Linked DNA regions of Mus musculus: region 1 is linked to region 2. A link is a loop called in an ENCODE intact Hi-C map of the cell type or tissue named here. Cell type or tissue: left cerebral cortex. All regions are shown on one strand.

Region 1 (2,500 bases), 170 kb after region 2:
TTTGAGATGGGCTTCTTTATCTTGTAACCCTGGCTGTCCTGGAACTCACTGTGTAGACCATGCTGGCTTCAAACTCACAGAGATCTACCTGCCTGTGCCTCCTGAGTGCTGGAAATAAAGGTGTTATTTGCACCTTGCCACCATCAGCTTCACCCTGTGACTTTGTAAAAGGGTATTCGGAATTGTTTCTAGAGTCTTGGGCAAACAAGAGGTCTGCAGTTTCGTCCTCAGTCCTTTAGAAGCCTTTTCTTTCTTTCTCTTTCTCTTTCTCTCTCTCTCTCTTTCTTTTTTTCTTTTTTTTCGAGACAGGGTTTCTCTGTGCAGTCCTGGCTGTCCAGGATCTCACTCTGTAGACCAGGCTGGCCTCAAACTCAGAAATCCACCTTCCTCTGCCTCCCAAGTGCTGGGATTACAGGCAGCATGTGGCACCACTGCCTGGCCTCAGAATCCTTTTCTAAACACCTTTTGTTACTGTGTATGCAAGCATGGGGGTGGAACACCCCTGCCACAGCATCCATGTGGACCTCAGAGGGCAGTGAATAAAGCCTCTGCCCTCAGTCCACCTTGACAGGGGAGGAATTAGTGACTTTATCCACTGAGTCACCCCAAATTTGTAATTTTTGAGACAGAAATTCTTGGTAAATTATCCAGGCTCATTTGAATCTAAAAAGGAGCCTACAGGTTTGCTTTTTGATAATTTTAAAGACAGGGTCTCACCATAAATTCCTGGCTGTCCTGTCCTAGAATGCACTCATAGACCAGGTTGGCTTTGCACTCAAGAGATCTGCCAGCCTCTGCCTGCAAGTGCTGGGACTAAAGGCATGAGCCACCATGCCAAGCCCTTGAGAGCTTTTTAAACATGTATTTCAGGGCTGGTGAGATGGCTCACTGGTTAAGAACACTGACTGCTCTTCCACAGGTCCTGAGTTCAATTCCTACCAACCACATGGTGGCTCACAACCATCTGTAATGGGATCTGATGCCCTCTTCTGGTGTGTCTGAGGACAGTTACAGTGTACTTACATATATGAAATAAATATCATCAATGGGAGGAGAGGCCCTTGGTCCTGTGAAGGCTCTATGCCCCAGTATAGGGGAATGCCAGGACCAGGAATGGGAGAGGGTGGGTTGGTGAGCAGGGGAAGGGGGGAGGGATAGGGGGTTCCAAAAGGGAAACCAGGAAAGAGGATAGCATTTGAAATGTAAATAAAGAAAATATCTAATAATAAAAAAAAAAGAATGTGCTGAGCATGGTGGCTCATGCCTTTAATCCCAGCACTTGGGAGGCAGAGGCAGGCGGATTTCTGAGTTGATAGCCAGGGCTACACAGAGAAACCCTGTCTCGAAAAAGAAGAAGATGAGGATTTTGACTTGATAATGAAGGTGAAACCAGCAGCAAATCACAGATGGAAGAGAGCTGCCTGCGAAAAGACACCCATGAGCCAATGAGCCAAGTGGGCCTGACAAGTGTTTGTTCTGGATATTCAATCTGTGGGGCCTAAAGCTACCCTTTGGTGCCTACGTCAGTTATGCCTCACTGATGTATTTATATATGCTACATAAAACAAATCTTACACAATATATAATGTGTATATTTAAAGTACATAGATGTTGCATATAACTTTAGGTAAATATTAAACTTATATAACTACTGCAGCTTTAATAAATAAGCAAACAAACAAACCCCCACCCCCATTTATTTCTGTGTGTGATCCCGTGTGGGGAATATGCACACCACAGTGCGCATGTATACTTCTGAGGACAACTGGAAGTGGTGTCGAGTCTGGGACCGAATCCAAGTCATCAGGCCTAGTGGCAACTGCCCTTTAACCATGAGCCACCATGACAGCCCTATCAGGAACTCTCCACTCTCCTGGTTCAGCTTCCTGAACTGCCAGGACTGCCGGCCTGAGCTGCCGGGCCTTACTTGTGCTCTTTGTTTAATCTAGGTCTGTGTTGCTGAGGTTGGTCTTCAGCTCCTAGGCTCAGCTAGGCCTTGTGACGCTCAGCTTCTGACAAAGGAGTGCCCACCACGGGGCTCGTGCACCTTTGGCTAGGGGATCTATAGTCACCTTTTTATCCTGGGGCTGGCTGTTGGTCGACCCTCCTCTCTACCAAGCATTAATTATTTTCATTCCCACAACAAGCCATTGAAAGTGATGCTAAATCTACCATTTTATAAAGAAGAAACAAAAGGCTCAGAGAAACCGGCTTGGAGTTTACAAAGCTGGTGAGGCGCGAGAGACATGAATTGTTTGCTTCCGAACTGTTATAAATTCTGTTCTGCACAGTGCCTGCCGGACTCGGGAACAGAATCAGCCATACACACACATACATACACACACACACACACACACACACACACACACACACCGCCCCCCAACCTCTCTAGTGCTTTTTACTGGTTGGGGTTTGTTTTGAGAAAGAGACTCACTGTGTATGCTGTCCTGGAACTTGCTATGTAGACACCAGGCTGGCCTCAAAGTCACAGACAGCCTCT
Region 2 (2,500 bases):
AGGGCTGGGTATGTCTCAGTACAGTGTCTGTCACACAAGTGTCCGTCAGACTCTGACCCCGAGCACCCACAGTCAAACACTGTGCACAGAGGCAAACTTGCATTCCCGGTGCAGGCCAGACAGGAAGTGGGGACAGCAGGGTCCCTGGGGCTGTTAGTGCCCAGCAAGCCTAGTCTAGTTCCTAATACCGAGAGACCAGCTCAAACCAAAAGTATGCTGTGCCATGTGCTGGGGGGGATGATGCTGCGCACATCCGCACACAAAAGGAGAACAATAAAAAAACAAAAGTAAATGAATAAATAAAGCATCTAACTTCATCTACTCCTGGGCCCTAACCTTTCAAGGCCTAACACTAAACGTTTACTCCACATCAACAAAAAGGGGCTTCCCAACTCCTCAGGATCAGCCCCAGAGAACACCCTACCCCCCAAATGAGGTAGAATCTCACCTTCCTCCTTGCCACAGCCTTTGATGCCTTCCGGGTCTCAATCCTGAAGGTTCTGACAATCTGAAGATGAATAAGAGAGGAGTGCTTCCAGAGCCTCAGGCCCTGTCTCAGCCACTGACACCCCTCCACCTGAACCCCTGAACACAAAGGCACTGGCCCTATGTGTCCACTTCGACCTCACCTTGAATTTCTTCCCATCTTCCTCTATCTTGTACTCAGTCACTGTCTTTATGTTCCCATTGATGACTTCCTTGGGAGGTGGCAGCGGGTCTGGAGGAAGATGACAGAAACTGATTCCCGGGTAATGGGGACTGGCTGGAAAGTAGGCTTGAGAGTCGGAAGGGAAGAGGAAGCAGGCAGGGATGGACACTGCTCACCTCCGGGCAGTAACTCGGGCTCTGGACTGGTGTCCCCGGTGGGCAGAGGGATTCCTTTCAGGAGCTCGCTGGTGACACATTTGTCTGCCAGAGGGAATTCGGGGAGGAAGGTAGAGTGAGCCACGGGACGGGAACTTTCAAGTCAGAGAGAGAGTGTGTGTGTGTGTGTGTTGTGTGTTTGCGGGTTGCACCGGGGGCACAGCGCAGGGCGAGGGTGGGGCTGGCCACGCGCGGCCCTAGCCGGAGCGTGGGCCCCGGGAACAGGCAGCGGGCGCGGCCACGCTCGGCACTCACCGTCCTCTCCCTCCTCCTCCACCTGGTCGGCCCAGCTGGGCTTCGAGCTGCGGGGACAGGAGATTGGTGAGCGGGTCCCGGCCCCCCGCGCCGCCCAGACCCCCACGCACCCCAGAGCAGCCCCCACGCGGCCTCCCCGGCGACCCCATCGCCACCCCACGCATACTCAAAGTCGCCAGTCGGCATCTCGAAGTCTTAACTCCACGCAGCTCCCAGCCCGGGTAAAGACAGGAAGCCGGAGTAGAAGAGGCTTCCGGTGCCGCGGCCGCAGCCTAGAGCGGCCAGACCGCGGTGAGCACAGCGCCTCCCTGCGGACAAAGGTGGACACGCGGCTCTCGCGCACCGCAAAGCGCTGAGATCCAACCTGGAAAAGGGGTCCAAAAAAAAGCTTCAAAGAACTTTTTAAACTTTTTTTTTCCCCCTTTGGGTAATGGGGCTAGACGTGAGTGTCTCACTCTATAGATAGGATAGCCTCACAATCCTGTCTCAACTCCAAAAGGCTGAAAGTACAGGCTCACGAGCAGTATTCCCAGGGTGGCCTTGAATTCATAGCTGTCTTTCCACCTTACTCTCGTCCGTGCTGGGAATATGAACATGAAATCGCCACACCCGGAACTGATTCGTTCTCTCCCTCTTCCCGGAGAATTAGTTTTCAGCCATCAGTAATCGCAGTGCTGGAGGTGGAAGCTGGAAAATTATGAGTTAAAGGCCATTTTCAGCTACCTCGTGGATTCCAGACTAGCCTGCGCTCCATGCGACTCTGTCTCCAAAACTAAAGGTGTCTTGCTTTGTTCCCCAGGCTTGCCCCTGAACTCCTAAACGCAAGGAATTCACAAATAGCTGGGGCTATAATTGTGTGCCAACAAGCTTGGCTGAAAAGCACGTGTATCAAGAATGCCCTCGCCCCACATCGTTTAGAGGATACCAGGATTCTGGTTTGTTGAAGAAGAAACAGACTCAGACCAAACCCTTTTGTCCTGTGCTAAGACGTCCTTTCTTTGAATAAGAGGCCACCTGGTCTCCTGTGCCTCCTTTGCTGTGTAGCATGCTAGGGTTTATCCTACAACCTTGTTGTGCGTTTGTATTATTTGAAGACAGCATGCTTGTGCATACATAGCACACATGGAGGTCAGGGGACACTTTGCAGACAGTCTCTCCTTCCACTATGTGGGTCTTGGGATTGATCTCAGGCCTTCAGGCTTGGCAGCCAGCCTCCTGCTGTGGTCCAGGAGTCCCCTCACAGACCACACGAGCCCCAGTCTCAGTCAGAGAGAGGCACTTTATTGAGCATACATGTCAGGACTGGTTAACCAGGGCCACAGTCCAGATTCAGGACCTGAACTGTGACCCTGACTTAAGATCCTGCAGGGTTTTTAAGCCT

Evidence for each region. Hi-C counts contacts between places; a loop is a spot of excess contacts. Peaks named below come from ENCODE experiments on the same cell type or tissue, not always from the same donor. Only the 100,000 strongest peaks of a DNase experiment are listed, where the experiment ranks them.
Region 1: a loop joins it to region 2, with 2.2 times the contacts of the local background. A loop is called at or near these places in 2 of 42 quality-filtered maps.

What each region holds. Positions count from the first base shown.
Region 1 is chr9:21,068,569-21,071,068 of GRCm38, forward strand. The region is part of intron 3 of Fdx2 (ferredoxin 2); the gene reads right to left. The region is part of intron 15 of Gm38431 (predicted gene, 38431); the gene reads right to left. Among named protein-coding and RNA genes, the nearest start is that of Zglp1, 2.7 kb to the left of the region's middle. In left cerebral cortex, a CTCF peak has its summit at 980 (motif pointing left); no DNase peak of the experiment used is centred here.
Region 2 is chr9:20,897,259-20,899,758 of GRCm38, forward strand. It overlaps Eif3g (eukaryotic translation initiation factor 3, subunit G), which reads right to left and starts at 1,332. Exons shown (of 11, transcript NM_016876.3): 1 at 1,286-1,332; 2 at 1,120-1,166; 3 at 826-909; 4 at 630-718; 5 at 449-508. The coding sequence starts at 1,305. In left cerebral cortex, a CTCF peak has its summit at 1,439; a DNase peak (open chromatin) is centred at 1,388; H3K4me3 peaks cover 1,097 bases; H3K27ac peaks cover 862 bases.